Regions from separate parts of the Homo sapiens genome. Here all the other regions are linked to region 2. A link is a loop called in an ENCODE intact Hi-C map of the cell type or tissue named here. Cell type or tissue: heart left ventricle. All regions are shown on one strand. Each heading gives the region's core, and the rest is flanking DNA. Links, peaks and the distances in the headings are about the cores only.

The links. Peaks named below come from ENCODE experiments on the same cell type or tissue, not always from the same donor. Only the 100,000 strongest peaks of a DNase experiment are listed, where the experiment ranks them.
Region 1: a loop joins it to region 2, with 6 times the contacts of the local background. A loop is called at or near these places in 4 of 110 quality-filtered maps.
Region 3: a loop joins it to region 2, with 4 times the contacts of the local background. A loop is called at or near these places in 7 of 110 quality-filtered maps.

The regions. Positions count from the first base shown.
Region 1 is chr4:142,124,278-142,129,277 of GRCh38, reverse strand. It overlaps INPP4B (inositol polyphosphate-4-phosphatase type II B), which reads left to right. Exons shown (of 26, transcript NM_001101669.3): 19 at 4,518-4,690. Among named protein-coding and RNA genes, the nearest start is that of IL15, 490 kb to the right of the region's middle. In heart left ventricle, for the core only: a CTCF peak has its summit at 2,196 (motif pointing left); no DNase peak of the experiment used is centred there; H3K27ac peaks cover 659 bases.
Region 2 is chr4:143,479,261-143,485,698 of GRCh38, reverse strand. No RefSeq gene overlaps it. Among named protein-coding and RNA genes, the nearest start is that of SMARCA5, 31 kb to the left of the region's middle. In heart left ventricle, for the core only: a CTCF peak has its summit at 2,718 (motif pointing right); no DNase peak of the experiment used is centred there.
Region 3 is chr4:142,880,452-142,886,889 of GRCh38, reverse strand. All of the region lies in intron 3 of USP38-DT (USP38 divergent transcript), which reads left to right. Among named protein-coding and RNA genes, the nearest start is that of INPP4B, 37 kb to the right of the region's middle. In heart left ventricle, for the core only: a CTCF peak has its summit at 3,272 (motif pointing left); no DNase peak of the experiment used is centred there.

The DNA.
Region 1 (5,000 bases), core at 1-5,000, 1.4 Mb after region 2:
CCATTTCTGTACTACCTGGGGTTCAGGCATAGATGAAAACCCCTACTGGCTGTAAGTTTGGTCTGTGTTCACTTCATGACCTTGGGAATTTTATTGCCCCCCTTAATGGCCATTCTAATTGCTTGGCTTCACAGTTCATCATCTTGTTACCTTAAGAGAATCCTAAGAGCTGGCTCATTTCTTCTGTTATCTCTTTGCATAAAGTTTAATGCATGTGCAATCTTTTTACTTTTCCTTTTTTCTGTGTCTGAAAGGTTGCGATAACGGAAATAACAATAGCTACAAGCTTTTGTGAAGTTAATTATTTTAAATGAGCAAAGAAGACCAAGCACCTGAGAAGAGAATGGCTCAGAAATTGTGAAGAAAGCATGATGCTCTGCTACAGTTGGTTGATATTTGGCTCTTTTATTTTTCTCCTGAGTAACATAAGAGTGATTGAGCTCAGAGGACATGAACATCCTGCACAGGAAATAGATGATGTGTGGAGGAGGTGAGGGGGGCACCCAGCAGCCGTTCTCTGAATCCTTCAGTGAGCTTCCCTTGAATATGCCGGAGAAGCAAGTAGAGGGCTGGAAAACAGAGGCTGTGCTTGGATGGCTCCCAACACACTTCACAAAGCTCAGGAAAAGCTCAGCTAAGCCACATGCATTTTATGTTTTCCCGAGGAAAGATTCTTGTTGGTCTCAGGGTTAAGGAGTCTCAGCAAGTTCTTATAGACACACTAAAACATTCACTTAGTGTTTCCCTCTGTCATGGAAAGGAGCCCAGGGAATAAAATCACACTTAGTGCCTGCGAGGCTAGTTGGCTCAGGGCAGAGATAGTGGGGCAGTGACTATATTGTGGGGCACCCTTAGCTCCCCAGCTTCACTAGGTTTATAAAAAAGGTATGTGTGTGTATGTGTGTGTGTGTGTGTGTGTGTGTGTGTGTGTGTGTATAAAAGTACGAAATCCTGAAATACACACATCCACTCTTCTGAGTTTAGTTTTTTCAAGTTTCAACTAAGATTGTGTGTATGTGTGTGTGCACACACGTATATATATGTGTATATACATACACACACACACACACATATATATATTTATATATGAATGAATACTACCTTCATCTTTATCAGGAGGACCAAATAAACACCATGTAAACTGTAAGGTATAGAGAGACATAAAGGTGAGGGGCAAGTGACAAGTCTGAAAACTGTCAAGAGCTGAAGCTTGGGTTTTTTTTAATTTTCCCCAAAACATATTTTAAAGCAAAAGACTAAAGCATTTATTTTTCCTTTGTGAGAATGATTTGGGATGTTCATTGGAGCAAAAAGGCCATTTATGAACTGACTTTGGCTTTGCTTTGGCCTGTCGTAGCCACTGTGTTTATTTCAGAACCTGAGATTTACACTGACTGCATATTAACAGAGAAGAAAACCTGGAGTCATTGGCATTGGAATTTTCCAGTACAATTTTCCATTATCTGCTCAACTTAAATTGTTTCTTTTCTAGAAAAAAAATGTATTTTTAGCTTTTTCACTTATGTTCCTCCATAGAAGGCTTACTACTATTTTAAAGACATATTACCTTGCTCACAAACTTGTAATTTTCTCATTCATAATTAATGCTTTCCGATATTGTCATTGTCCTGATATTTTAGCCATAAAAAGTATATATAATTATGCAAAATAGAGACACTGGAATATTGTTAGTATCAGAAGTATGTAACACTGTTCCTAGGTTTAGAATGTTGTGTGTTCCTTTTATCCTGGGTTTCCACTTCCAATCTAGTGAAACTGGAAACCAGACTTGTTTTGGTGTTGTTTTTTTTGTCATCTGATTGTAATTTATAATTAAGAATCAACTGGTTAAATAAGTGAAGATGGAAGTGAATAAAGCAACTATCCTTATGCTAATGAGACAATCTGCAAAGTTTTCTCCTTTAAATACTTTTTAGAGAAACAAATATTTAATTAGAATTGTCACTTAATGTCTTGCAAGAAAACAAATGTGGTCACTTAAGTTATTTTTTAAATTTTCTAACTAGAAAAATCATATAAAGTATTGACCAGTTGATTCAGTATAGTACCATGCAAGATGCTTAAACAATAAGTACATGCTGTTTGGGAACTATACAACTGCGTACAAAGTAAAAATCAGTTACTTGAATGCAGTAAGTGCAAAGTAGTTCTGCTTCAGCCTGATTAAGCAGCGCCACCTACTGCACAGAAGATGTATTTTATGTTTGGGAATTCTCTAGTAGAAACAAATCTCTACAGAGCTAAGCACAGAACAAAAGCAGTTTTCAGTCTGTTATCGTTTAAAATTTACATCTGGGTTAATTTATTGAAGTTTTTTCTAGTGTTTCCCTGTGTCTATTAGTCTACCCATTCATATTGAGAACAACAATTAAATAAAGGGAGAGAACAGGAGATAAAAATGCAAATATGAAAAAATAGGAATATAGGATATTCATTCTTGGTATCTATTGATGTATCTCTTATTATGAAAAAAAAGTTCAGTGTACCTCTATTTTCCCTTTTACACATGACAATGACATAAGAATCAACAGTTAACCAATGCTTGTTTAAATTGAACCATTGTTCACATTTTATTCTAGGCTGCCTATAAGTTTGTCCAATATTAAATGATCATGCATTAATAGGGCTCTGTTGCATTCCTCTTTCTTTATGCTTTTTATCCTCATAATAGCATGTACATCTACAATATTTTTAAAATAATTTCTAACATTCTAATGTATTTTACATTATGACATCACATAGGCATTTCATAGAGTATTACTAAGAATGTATCTTTTTATTATGTTGGGGCCATTAATTATCCTTTCAACCCTTTGGGTTTATTTCATCTAGTCTATTATACCACAACATAAAATAAATAAGTGACAGTAGACATGGTACGATAGTGATTGTGATTCTTTTTATTATTCTCTGTCACTCTTTCAAGGTCTTAACTGATTATTTACCACTCACATTACTCACAATGATGCTTGCACTTTTATGATGAGGAGATCATATCATTTCAGTTCCTGCTTTATAATTAATTTCGCAGCATGCACTCATTCATATCAAATCGTATTTGTCACCCATTAATTTATTTATATATTAATGGAATGTCACACGGTCAAGAATTTATGATAGTTAACATTTGCCAGGGCTTTGATCTCCAAATTAACTGAAACAGAACATAAATTGTTTCTATATCATACCAAAGTCATAATTATATAATTGATGCCTGTTAGAAATCTAGACATACAAATAGCACAAATGGTCTCAATTTTGCATCCTCATTTGAAGAACAGCTATTTGAATCCCAAATACTACCCAAAACTTGACTTACTTAAACTTGTCTATATCTTTAAAACTTTTTATATTTATTGTAACTTTTCTCATTCAATTAAAACTTATTGAATATTTACTATATGCTAGGCACTATGCTAGGTTCTAGTGATTCGGTGATTAAAAAATGAATTCCTTGCCCTCAGTGAGTTATCTTTCTTGCAGAGGAAAATGGTGAGTAGTGTGTGAGTAGTACTGGGACAGGAAGATACAGGCACAAAAGGAAGTCAGCTCAACCCAATCTTCATGGAATAGGGAAGTGTAGTAAGGGGGAAATGAAGGAAGACTTCCTGGAGAAGAGAAATCCTGAATTGAGTTTGCAGAAGAGATAAAGCATTTGTCAGGAAGATAAGTAGAAAAAGAGTGTTCCAGGAGAGGAGATAGGATTTTCAAAGACATTGAGATGAGAGAACAAGATAAGTTTAAGGAAATACATGAGGTTCAATTCACCTGAGACTCAAGACAGCAAATAAACTTCTGAAAGATGAGATTAGACAAATAGGCAAAGTTTAGATAATGGAGAATCTTTCATGAGTTTGAACTTTATTTATTTATGAATGCTTTAGTGTTTTTTTTTCAAAATATTTTAAGAAGTGAGGAGTGAGTGGTACAATCAGATACAAACTGATTATAAATGTTTCTGGCAACACTGTTGAGAAGGGAATTCAGTAGAGTGTGACTGGAGGAAGGGAGATGGGTTAGGGAGTAGTCCAGGAAGTAATCCAAGGGAGAGCAATAAACAACGATGGGCATGGACAAGGAGAAGATGCATATTGATGGACTGTTAAGAGTAGTAGAACTAATTTAATGACCAAGTTAATGTGAAAACTGCAAAAGAGGAAGTCCAGTAAAACTTCTGTTTCCAGTATGAGAAAGATTTGATGGCACCACTCACTAAGATACAGGTAGTGCACAGATTAGAGATGAGCAGAGAAGAGAGATCTGCTGCAAATATGTTAAATGCATCCACTTGGAGAGGTCTGATGGGTGGCTGCTTATGGACATTGTGGAGTTCAGGCGAGAGATTTAAATTAGAGATCTTCAGCTCTAATCTTTGTGAATCCTTAAGAATATGTCTAACTTACTGAAAAATTAAAAATAAGTTGGAAGTTGGTTCTGCATTATATTCCAAGACCTTCCTTCATCTATTGCACTGTTCTTACACCCCCTTCCCCCAGAGGACTGGTATGAACAGTTGTATCCCCTCATCCTTACCCTGAAGGACTGCATGGGAGAAGTGGTGAACCGAGCCAAGCAGTCCCTGACATTTGTGCTCCTTCAGGAACTTGCGTACAGCTTGCCCCAGTGTCTGATGCTGACGCTAAGAAGAGACATCGTCTTCAGCCAAGCAGTAGGTGCCTGTTGTTATTGTTAGTACAAAACAATGCCGGATTGTTAACATCCTATCCTTGATGATGAATAGAATTCTTATTGGGACAGCTTTATTTTTAAAAAGATCCTTAAAGTTTTGGTATCCCATGTTTCTTATTCACGATAAATATCAGCTGAATATCCTAAGCAAAGAGTTTATGAGACCTTAAGTATTTATTTCTGAAAAGAGATGGCCAAGTCTCTAACATGTAAATTCTGCTTCACAGGGCATGAAGTCCGTGAAGGAAGTGGTCATCATCTTTGTATTATGCTCTGGGATCTACATAAGT
Region 2 (6,438 bases), core at 734-5,733:
TGGGTGTGGAACTAATCAGAGATGATGGCAGCCAGGAGTTACCAGCAGTGATCTATGTGAGAAAAGAGGTAGGAGCAAACTAAGGCAGTGGCAGAAGAAAAGAGAGAAGAGAATGAGAATATTCATTATCTGAGCAGAAAGAAAAGACTGAGGGTCATAAAAATTTATTAATAAGAAAACATGCACTGATAAGTATGAATGTGCCATTAATATATTTCTATTCTTGAATACATTTCCATCTTCACCACCTCCCTGCCCATCGGTCTTACTTCCCTCTGGGATCAGGAGCCAGGCTTGCTGTGTGCTGCCTGGCCTCCTTTCCAACTTTTCTGCATCTTTTCTCTGGTCCAGCATTTTTCAGCTACAAGAACAGAGGCAGATCAGAAACGAATTGCACATTCCTTAAAAGCTGTTGTGAAGATGAAGTAACACTATTCAACTAAAATGTCACAGGAAATTATCAAAAGCTGTTAAATCTATTCCATTTGATGTGGAGTACAGTTGTAAACTTTATTAATAGTAACAAATATTAAAGTATATTCTGCCAATTGTTCATTTAGTGAATTGGCCTGATTCCACAAGTTCTAGGGTAGAAAGCAGGAGGAGGAAAAGGTCATTGGAGTTTAAGGAACATGGAGAGGCTGGTGTGCTGTATGCATTGCCCTGAAGGATATTAAAGTTACCCAGAAAATTGGAAGAAATATAGAAGAAGGGAAGGCATTGAGGCATGGGGGATGAGAGAGAGTGACCTCTGAATGAGAGGGAGTGAACAGAAATCACTAGAATATAGCGACGAGGACGGTGGTGTCTTAAGCTCCTATAGTTACAGTTTTGGGATGAGGATTGAGAACTTGTTTGAAGTAGTGTTGGAAGAGGAAGAAGGGGACTCATGTCCTGCTCTTAGGGTCTAGGGTATGACAGGAAAATACTTTCACTTGAAAGAGATGGGAAGTAGTATCCTCAGGAGAGCTCACGTTTAGTGAAGTCAGTTTGGGAATAAAATTGAGATAAAGCTCTTCCTTTAGAGAACCAGAGGAAAGGCTTAAGGGTTAGGAAGAGGTGGGAGACTGTGGCAAGTAATGGGACGATCATTTTGGGGGTGAAGAATTAGAGATGATAGATGACAGGACCTAGGTGAATTGGAGTTGTGGGGGATGCCACTGTAGTTGGAGTGCTTTTGGTAATGGTGGTGGCTATGGGCAAAGCCAAGTCCCCTTTTTGTGAGCCTCTGATTATCTCGGCTCAGGAGACTTCCATCTTTGCAACTGAAAAAGGAGGGCGGCCGGGTGCGGTGGCTCATGCTTGTAATCCCAACACTTTGGGAGGCTGGGGTGGGCGGATCACCTGAGGCCAGGAGTTCCAGACTAGCCTAGACAACATGGCAAAACCCTGTCTCTGCTACAAATACAAAAATTAGCTGGGCGTGGTGGCTCGTGCCTGTAGTCCCAGCTACTTGGGAGGCTGGGGCAGGAGAATTACTTGAACCTGGAAGTGGAGGCTGCAGTGAGCCGAGATTGTGCCACTGTATCCCAGCCTGGGCGACAGAGCAAGACTCTGTCTCAAAAAAAAAAAAAAAAAAAAAAAAAGAGGCCGGGCACGGTGGCTCACGCCTGTAATCCCAGTACTTTGGGAGGCCGAGGTGGGTGGATCATCTGAGGTCAGGAGTTCATGACCAGCCTGACCAACATGGTGAAACCCCATCTCTTAACTAAAAATACAAAATTAGCCAGGCGTGGTGGCACACGCTTGTAATCCTAGCTACTTGGGAGGCTGAGGCAGAAGAATGGCTTGAACTTGGGAGGTGGAGGTTGCAGTGAGCCAAGATCGTGCCATTGCACTCCAGCCTGGGTGACAGAGTGAGATGGAGTTCATATTTTAAATGTGCTATTTCTGCCTAAAATATCTTTAAAAAATAAAAGAAAATAAAAAGGAGGCCAAATGTCTATAGCAGCATTTATTCATACTACCTTGAAAGTGGAAACAATCCAAATGTCCATCAACTGATGAATGGATAATTAAAATGTAGCACAGCCGTAAAATGGAATATTATTCAGCAATAAAAAGGAAAGCAGTACTGATACATGCTACAGCATACATGAACCTTGTGTACAGTATGCTAAAGGAAAGAAGCTAGTCATAAACGGCCATGCCACATATTGTATGGGTTCTATTTTTATTAAATGTCTAGAAAAGGGAAATCTACAGAACCAGAAAATAGGTTCATGATAGCCTAGGGCTGAGGCAGGATTGGGGTAATTGGTAGTGATTGCCAATGGGTACGGAATTTGTTTTCGGGCTGATGAAAACGTTCTAAATTAATTGTGGTGATGGTGGTAAAAGGCTGCAAATACACTAAAAATCAGCTGTATAGTTTAAATGGGCGAGTTATTTGGTATGTGAATTATTAATATATTTCAGTGGAAAAAGGGGACAATAACTCAGGTTGTAATCAAACAAAATATTATGGATGTGAGAATGTTTTGGAGACCAAAAAGCACAAAATATATGTGAAATTGGTAAGGCAAGTGTGGGGACACCTTCTTCTGAAGATTTAAAAGAAAATGACTAATACTTTAGGGCTGGTCTTAACTGACTTATTGAAGGCAAGGGGGCAGACCACTTGGCTTCAAGGAACTTTTACAATTGTAATTCCATGAGAGAATATTCATGTAATTTATTCTACTTTTTGTCAGATTTCCCTTGAAAATTCAGTTCATGCACAAGAGGGTGCTGTCCACCAAATAACAACTTGTTCATCGCTGCTGGCAATGTGCATATGTAATCTTAGGAGAAAAAAACCAAAGTAAGGTCAAGGAGAACCTAAATTTAAAAGTCCCTTAATACATATGAACTAGTATATATGAGTTTGCTTATGAGTGTACAGCATATCTCTGGAAGGACATATAACATGGGCATAGGAGAGAGGGGTACTTTTTTCTGTAAACTATTTAATGCTTTTTATGTTTTGAACCCTATGATTGTATTATTTATAAGAAACATTGTATAGAAAGAAATAATACCTTATAAAAATTATTCTGTGATGTTATTTAGATTAACATGTGAAATTGAGAAAAGGGATGTGGAGAACATATGCAACATATAGAGATATTATTCAAATCAATTTTTTAAAATCATTGCCAATTCATAGTAATGGCTTATTTTGTCTACTTATTCTTCTAATGAATCCAAGGATTTTCCCATGTATTATATGTGTATTCTTTCCTTCCTTTCTTCCTTCCTGAACGCCTGGCTTCTTGCCTGCCTTCCTCCCTTCCTTTTTTTTCTCTTCCTCTCATTTTTTCCAGGTATAAGAAAGATAATTGAATTGTTCAACTACTTTTCAACTTTCTACTATAAAACTCTTCAATAGAAAATTTGAAAGAATAGTACAATAAACATTTACCACCTTGATGGAATAATTATTAATATTTTGATTTTAACTTACATCTTATCTTTTTAAGAGACAGAGTCTCACTTTGTTGCCCAGGCTGGTCTCAAACATCTGAGCTCAAGCAATCCTTCCATCTCAGCCTCCCAAGTAGATGGGACTGCAGGCACATGCCAATTATTTTGCTCTGTTTATCTCTGTACATATATGTATATGTGTGTGCATTTTTTTCAATATTATTTTCAGATGTTTTAACCCTAAATAATTCAGCAGCCATCTATATAATGAAGGACATTCAACTACATTGTCATAATATTATTACACCAGAAAAATTATGAGTAATTCTTTAATACCATTTATTATCTAGTTCATATTTTAAATGTGCTATTTGTGCCTAAAATGTCTTAAATCACTTTCTTCCCCCATGAAGTATTGTGGTTGTTATGCGTTTGTCTCTTTTGTTCTGGAGCAGTCCCTCACTTAAAAAAAAAAAAGACTTCATCTTTTTGTAGAGACCGGGCAAGTTGTCTTACATGGAATATTCTATATTTTGTCTGATTGTTTCCTGGTGGTGTCAATTAAATTGTCCCTCTGTCTTCTGGATGTTAGATTCAGGTCAAACATTTTTGGCAATAGTTTATTTTTAATCTTTTCATTATGAAATAAAACACACAGAGTTCACAAAACAAAAATATGCAGCACGATTAATTATTACAAAGTGAACATACCTAGGCAACCACCACCCAAGTGAATAAATAGAACATTGCCAGCACTCCAAAAACCACATGCGCCCCTTCCAACTTTTTACCTGTCCTTCCCATCCAGTGTAATTACTATCCTCGACTTTAGGAAATTAACTCCTTACTTCCTTTATAGTTTTGCCACCTAAGCATGCATTAAACACCATGGTTTAGTTTTTGCACTGTTTTTGCACTTTATGTGGGTAAAATCATATGTTGTGTTCTTTTGTATCTAGCTTCTTTTAGTCAATCTTGTACTTGAGAAATTCATCTATATGCTTATGAGTGGCTGTAGTTTATTCATTTAAATATCTGAATTATTGAAATAAAACATAATTCACTTCTCCTTTCTACTGTTGATGGGCATTTGGGTTATTTTGCTCATTTTGTTTTTGTAAATAATACTACCATGAACATTCTCATGTCTGTCTCTTGCTACACATGTGCATGCATTTCAGTTGGGTATAACTCGGTAGTATGATTTTTAGGCCATAAGGTATTCATATGTCTAAATTTTGTAAATATTTTGTACATTTTGTAAATAATGACAGTCTTTCAAAGTGGTTGTGTTAATTTGACCCCTACTAGCACTGCATGAGATTAATTTACACATTCTTAGCAATGCTTCGTATTGGCAGTCTTTTTAATCATTTGAGTGGATGTGCAGTAGTATAACGTGGGTTTTGTTTGCATTCTCGTCTCCTGCCCCTTTTTGAGTTACTGCATTTTTCTTACTGATCTATAGGAGTTCTAAATATAATCAGTTTATGAATCATTTGTTAATTTTCCCACTGTGTGTTTTGCTTTTGGTTATTGTAACAGTATCTATTGATGAGTAGATGTTCTTAACTTTGATATAATCCAATTTGTCAATCTTTTATTTTTTGGTTAATTCCTTTCTGGTCCTCTTTAAGAAACCTTCTTTTTTTTTTGAATCATGATAAAATTATCCTGTATAAGCTTTGTTATTGTTTTGCCTTTCACAATTATATCTACAGTTCACTAGGAATTGATACTTGCTTATAATATGAGTCACAGGTCAATTTTCTTCTTTTATTTATATGGATATCCATGTGGTCCACATTGTTTTCCACTGCTCTGCAGCTACTGTGTCATAAATCAGTGTCCATATATACGTGGTTCTGTTTCTGTGTTCTCTTTTGAGTTCCTTTGGCATACTTTTTCATCCTGGTACCAATGTTACTTGCTACATCTTTATAATAAGTTGTAAATCTTATAGAGTACTTCTTCCACATTGTTATTTTTCAAGAATATTTTGGCTATTCTTGGTCTTTTGCACTTCCATAGACACTTAAGAATCAGCTTCTCAGGTTCATTTAAAACAAAAACAAAAACAAAACAAAAACCTGGGATTTTGAATGACATTGCATTGAACTTAAAGATCAACTTTGGGGAAAACTGATATCTTCACAGCATTGAATTACCCCACCCATGCACATCATATACTCTTTTTTATTCCTCTATTTTGACTTTATTCTTAATATTTTATAGCAGAGGTTTTGCACATACTATTTTAAATGTGTTTCTGATCAATTCTTTTGATGCTATCAAAATTTCATATTCAAATTGTTACATACAAAAATTGATTTTTGTATGTTAACCTTATTTCTAACAACCTTTTACCTGTAGATTTATTTCAGCTTTCTACATACACAATCATATTATCTGTGGATAACAGCTGTTTTATTTATTTTCTCAAATTCTTGTAATTTTCCCTGCATATGTCCTTCAGTACAATACTGAATAGAAGTGGTGATAATGGACATATTTGTCTTGTTCCAGGTCTCAAAGAGAAAGTTGTCAATATTTCAGCATTAAGTGTCAGGTTTGCTGATAAATGTTTAAATATTCTTTTTTTCATAAACTTCCCTTTTATTTAATGTTGCTAAGAGTTGTTCTTTAAATCATGAATAGATGTTGAAGTTTAACAATTTTCTGCATCAATTGAGATGATCATGTGATTAATTCCCCTTTATTTTATTGATAAGAACCTTGCATTCTTGATTTACCAGGATTTATTTGTTATTTCTTAAATGTTTGGTAAAACTATTTGTTTCTTAAATGTTTGATAGAACCCATCGAGATGTTATCTAAGCTCAGAGTTTTCTTTGGAAAAAGGTTTTTAATTATAAAACTCATTTTAGCTGATATAGAACTATTCAAATTTCTTTTCAGTTTTAGAAAGTTGTCTTTTCTAGTGATTTGTTCATTTTATATAGTTTTCAAATATATTGGCCTAAGGTTGTCCATAATCTTTCTCGTTATCATTTTAATGTCTGCAGTATCTGT
Region 3 (6,438 bases), core at 851-5,850, 600 kb after region 2:
AAGTTCTTTGTAACTCTTGTAGAGAAATTCTTGCAGTAGCTCAGACCAAGGGCAGAGGCTCTGCTGGATATATGGAGATAATTGGTTGCATCAGTCAGGAATTCCTAGAACTCAGAGAAGCCTGAATGCCCCAGGTCTTTTTCCTCATGAGTTGACATTTGCTCTCCCTCAGCAGCTACATTCCTGATTGCCATCTTCGTTTTCCCCTCCATTCTACGGCATCTGCTTCCGGCAAAGGTGGTATGTCTCTCTCGCTCCTTGTTCAGCTGTCCTCTTCTGTCGCTCAGGGCTGTTGAATTAGGCACAGGAATGCATCTGGTCTTCTCATATTCTTAGCTCCATGCAAGGGTCATTGGTTTACTTCCTCATGGTACTTACTTTTGGGGAGCTCCTTAGGGTGTTTGAAATTTGCATAGAAATATGCTCCTCTCAAAATCTTTTCTTGACTTGGTCTTAAATTTGGTAGGTGTTTTCAATAGATTCTGGGTTAGGCTGTGTTGTTTCCTAGTATCACTAAAAATTGTTTTTCTCTCTGCTTTTAATATTTGTTATTTTATCCAGGTTTTGGTGAATAAAATGGGGAAGAGAAATGCCTTAATACCTCTGTTTTAACTCTATTTTGGCTTCCCGGTGGGCTTTTTGGTGGTTATTCTTCCTGTACAAAGACCTAGTCTAACCTACTACCTTGTTTTCCTCTGGATTAATTTTCTCTCTTTCCATACTTCTCTCTTTCTCTAATACATATACACATACTCAGACATATAAACTCACTCTAAGATCAGAGTAGAAAATGCTTTTTGTTTAGTATGAGGTAAGTAGTAAATACTTGTAGGTTAGCAGTGAAGAACTCTGCGATATGGTAGTGAAACAGAATAAGAGGAAATTAATAACATAAAAAATTGCTGAGATTGACTTAAGTAATGCTTTTTGAACTCTATCAACTGAAGTAGGCTTTTTCTCTCTCTCTAAATCTCTGTTCCAGCTTATTACCTTGCAAGTCTGATGTTGCCTAAATAAAGAACAGATTCTGGGAGTCTTTATAAATGAACTTACAATGTCCTTCAAAAAACACTGAACTATGATTTCTCAAGGAATTGAAAATAAAATAGGTCCATTTCCACTTAACTGCTCTGATACTGACATTCACAAAATATAAGTAAAAAGAAGAGATACTGGAACTTTGTTCAATAGTTCTATGTTTATTGGCTTCTTTTTTAAAGGTGAGATAAATTTTAGAAAAGTACTTTAAATACTAAAATCATAGGATGCATTCTAAGGGAGACCATATTTCATCTAAATCATATGGAGAGTTATGAATAATTGGAAGGATTTTGACCTTTAGTTTGAGTGAAATAAGAAGCAAGTGTGAAGTTTTGAAGAGTAACACAATATGACATAACAGGATCACTCTGGTTGCTGTGTGGAGAAAAGACAGTGAGTGCAAAAACAGAGAGATCAATTAGGAGGCCAATGAGAGAACTCAGATAAGAGATGATGCTGGCTTAGATCAGGGTGGTGGCAGTGGGAATAGTAAGAAGTAGTAAAGTTAGGAACATACTTTGAAGACAGTATTTGCTAATGGACAAGATGTAGGATGTGAGCAAAAGAAGGAAGTTAGGATGAGATTTAGCTTTTTGTTCTGAGAAACTGTAAGAATAGAGTTACAACTACCTGAGAAGAAGACTAGAAAAATCTGGTCATGAGGGAAATAACGGGAACTCACTTTTGGACATGTTTTGTCTGAGATGTTTATTAGTCAAATAGAGTGGTTGCGTAGGCAGTTGGTATGTATGGATCTAGAGTTCAAAGAAAAGGTTTTGCCTGGAAATATAATTTGGTATCATAGCATATAGATGGCATTTAAAGCCGTGAGTCTGGATGAGATCACTACGGAGTGAATGTGGAAGGAAAGAAGAAAATCTTGGGCACACCCACTTTTAGAGTTTGGTAGGTAATGAGGAACCATCTAAGAGATAGAGCAGGACAAAAGGAAAACCAGGAGAATATAAGGTCTTCCTTCAAGGAATAAGGAGTGATCAACTGTGTCAAATGCTGATGACAAGTCAGGTAAGACAGGGACTAAGAATTGAACATTGCATTTAGTAATGTGGAGATCCTTGGAGATCTTGAGAAAAGCTGTTTATATTTACATGTGCATATTTTTAAATTAACTTATTCTCTTCTATGAGTATCCAAGCACCACAAAACAGACACTGTGTTTTCTTTGCTCACCAGAATATCCACCACTTAGTATAATAAGCATGTGTAAGTAGTTGTTGAATAAGCATATTCACTGAGGATGACCAAATTTTTATCTTTATTTCAGATCTTGTTCTCAGTTCCTAAATAATATATTAAACATTCATGGGAAACTCTCTCCCTGGATTTTCCACAGTCACCACCAATTATTAAGGGACTACTACAGACCAAACTCTGACCTTGGTCTTGGAATTAGAGAAACAAATTAAATAAAATCACCCTCCTAAAGAAGTTTGTCATAACTGGGGAGACAGACAAATGAACAGACAACTAAAATGCCCTTGGATAAGTTTAGTGATGAAAGTGAGGGAACTTTGTGAAGATGTGGAAAGAATACCAGGTGGGCCCAGGGGTGAAGGTAATGGGAATGTGGGGAGGTGAAGACTTCTCAGAGGCCACATCTTTGAGCCTAGTTAGCAGGCATCATCCAGGTGAAGGCATATGGGAAAGGCAAACCACAGAGCAGCATGTGTGAGATATGTGGGCGAGAACAGACATATCCTACAAATAGATACATATATTTCTTCTCAGCTTTTTTCTGGTGTGAACCCACCCTCCCATCCCTATGCCTCCCATCTTCTCTAGCTCTATTCTAGGTTTTTAAATTCCTAGTCTGTTTACTTCTTTCCTCTTTCCCTCTGTTCTACCTCCTTATTTGTGGCTGACTCCTCTTTCTAGCATAGTGCTTTTTCTGATTTCCGATTTCCTAGGCAGAAGCTTACTTCTTTGATTTAACTTTGAGTTCAATCTGATAATTATCTTCCTCCATATGCAGCCCTGAGTGATATGCCTGGACTTTAACTCCTTCTCCATTTCTTTCCTTCACTCCAGAGGGGCCTGAGACTCACATTGTTTCTCTTTCCTCTTTCATGTCTTCTTCAGAATCATATTCTCTAGTAAAGCCTGACGACCTGAAGTTTCCTAAACGTACCATTCTATTTAACACTTCTGAATGTCTCTTATGCCCACCATGAGCTTCCTCCCCAGCACACACTGCCCTCCTCTGGTGACTTACATTTATTCTGCAAGGTAACTAACAGATTGCCTCTATAGTAATGCTTTATCAATATAGATTAAATTAGGCTACAGTAACAAATACAATTAAAATCTGTGACTTAACAAGACAGAAGTAAATTTCTTGTATTTGGAATATCCTGCATGAGTCTGAGAGATGATCTGAGGAGGCTGTCCTTTTTGTAGAGGCCTAGCATTGCAAGATCTTTTGATCTTGCAGGAACTCCACATCAACAATGGGAGCAGGTTCCCATTGGAGCAGGTAAAGCCCATGGCCATGGGGACTGGTAAAGAGAGCATGGAAAATTGTGCACTGGGCTATTAAATGCTTCTGCCTGGTAGTGACATGTGTTGCATTTGACTACATTTCATTGGCATGTGTCCATGCATATATTCAAAGAGGAATGTGCCCCGAAGGGAAGGAGAACCAGAAATCTTAGTGATTACCAGTAATGTCCACTTTGTGGGACATATTAGTAAAACGGTATTAGTGAAGACAGAAGAGGAAATTCTGTGGCTTATTGGTTATCATTAGTAACTTATTTACTCTGTAAATTATATAATTTCTCTCCACCTTTGTTTCCTCAGCTCTAAAAATTGGAAAAACAAGAGCACCTACCTTGAAAGAATCATTGTGAGCGTTAAAGTGCTTAGAAAAGTACCTAGCACAAATTAAGTTATCAAAAAAGCACCATCAATTTTTACTGTGAACTCTTCCTTGAGCTACCTGCCTTATCGCCCCACCTTGCTGAATGAAGTATTTTTTCCTCTGTGTTTTTACTTTTCTTGGTGTGCAATCATAAATAGGTCCCTTTATCTCACAATTGATTATTTGTTTGGATGAGATTATGAGTTTCCTAAACCCCAAAATTTTGTCTATTCAACACTGTACTCTGGAATTTAACACAGTGCCTACCATAGAGTAGGCAGTCCATATATGCCTTGTGCATGAATGAATAAGGAAACAAAGGAATGAACGAGCTTGTAGTTTCAAAGCTCTGCACTGGGGAATAATAATGTTTAGTCTTATAAACTCTTCCTATCTTTTTTTCTAAAGTTCCACCCTTTGATGATATTCGAATTCCGAAACTACTTGTAGACAAATGTTAAAAGAATGGAAGCATTTTTTGTCTGAATATTTCCATACTTACAAGTATGCTTTCCTTATTCAAGACCTCAACTATGCTACTCACGGTGGCCCACCAGCTAGCAGCCTCAGTATCACTTGGGAGTTGTGATGCTGAGACTTGCTGACCCCACCCTAGACTTACTGAACTTCAGACTCCACCTTAGACTTACTGAATCAGAATCTACATTTTAACAAAATACCAGGTGATTCATATGTGTACTAAAATTTGAGAAGCGCTGGTTTACAACACTTACTGGAGTTGCCAGAATGAGCTTATGTACCGCCCCATTCATGTGGCTATGAGCTAGAGACTGAGAGAATTCAGCTACAGTGAAGTTGTTTTGGTTGACATTGTTTCTTCTGGTTGATTTAATACTGAAGAAAAAAACTTGCTTCAAATAGCTCTAATATTAGCAGAATATGTTTAGTATTTGGGGCATTATGAATTTAGAAATGCTTTGCTTGGGAAGTTAAAGGGTTTGACAGTTAACTTGATTAGTATTAATTGACTTTTTTGGGGGGGGGTCACTAAATGTAAAAAGCATACCTGAGAGAATGAGGAGGGGAAGGACATTGTGTAAGTAACAGATGGCTTTTGTCAGATGGTTTTATGACATGTAAGGTTGAGGTATTTCTTCTATACATTAGCTGACCCTTACAGTGTAGAAGACTTTATATTGCTTCTTCTATAACTTAGCTGATCCATATATTGTGGAAGACTTTATGTAAGTTCTTCTGTAAATTAGCTGACCCTTTATATTGTAGAAAACCCTGTATAGGTTCTGTGAAAGAGCTCAGGCAGCTTGACTTCATGTATGTCTATAAAGTGAGTAGTAATGGATCCTGGATAAAACCTTAAAAACATATTTTTAAAGTGTGCACAAACTGTACTCCCTGCTGTAAGTATTTTTCATGTGAATGATTGACGGTGATGCTTGATGTCTGCAATGACTCAAAGCAGGGAAGAGACTTGCCACAACTAGCTCACACATGAGCGGGGAATAATAGGGAAGCCAACAGAATCTAGCAAAAGAGTGATTTGGCATTATTTTAAAGTTTCTATTTCAGGGACCATCAAATGACAAGTTTTACCCACAAGGTCTATTTCATGATCTTCCTTGAAACTCTGTATAGAAGGAAATCTCCTATCCTCCCTCATAATAAGTAATACATTGCAGCATAGGAAATGCTAGTGCAGGGTTATGTGAGGAATTTCTTTTCTATGTGAAAAATTGCCAGAAAATTTCTTACAACTTTGAGGATGCTTTGGGTTTATGGGAGATAGTACAGGATACTGATAGGGTTGTATATAAATGTGGTCCATAGTTTTTTTTAAATAGTCACCTCTACCTAAGAATCATCAGGCTAGATTTGATCCCCAAAATTGCTATCTTTTTCTTAGTAGCTGTACATTTCTGGGCTGCTGAGATTGCGATATTCATTTTGTTTTACTCACAGATAGAAAAGCCATTAAAGATTTATTGGATAATATATTCATAAGAAAGTGATAAACATTCAATATTATCTATCAAATGAAAAAACACATGCTGATTTTTATCATATTTTTCTTGTTTCTTTAGCATACCTATTTCCTAGAAAATGTACCAAACATAAAAGAAACATGTTTACCAGGAGATACTGCTGTATCTTTTTAGCAACCATAACAAACAGTTTGCACAGCTATTTTAACTTGTTTTGATGGATTAACTGGTACTTATGACAACAATTTCTTGAGTAGATGATTATTTTGTAATGTTATTATCAACAATATATGGAAAACATCTTTCTGTTATGAGAAAGATCAGACATTAATGATGAAATAACTGAATGGAGATATTTCTGCCTTAACATTTCTTATTCATGTGTTTGCCAAAAATATTTCTATACTGTTATCTCAATGACATGGTGCTAAATATATATACTTTCTACAAAATCAAATTTGTCATGTTCATATATAGTACTTTATGTACATTGTCATATCCCCATAGTTACCAATCTATCATAGTGGCTCAGAAACAAAGTTTGTGTTTTCTCCT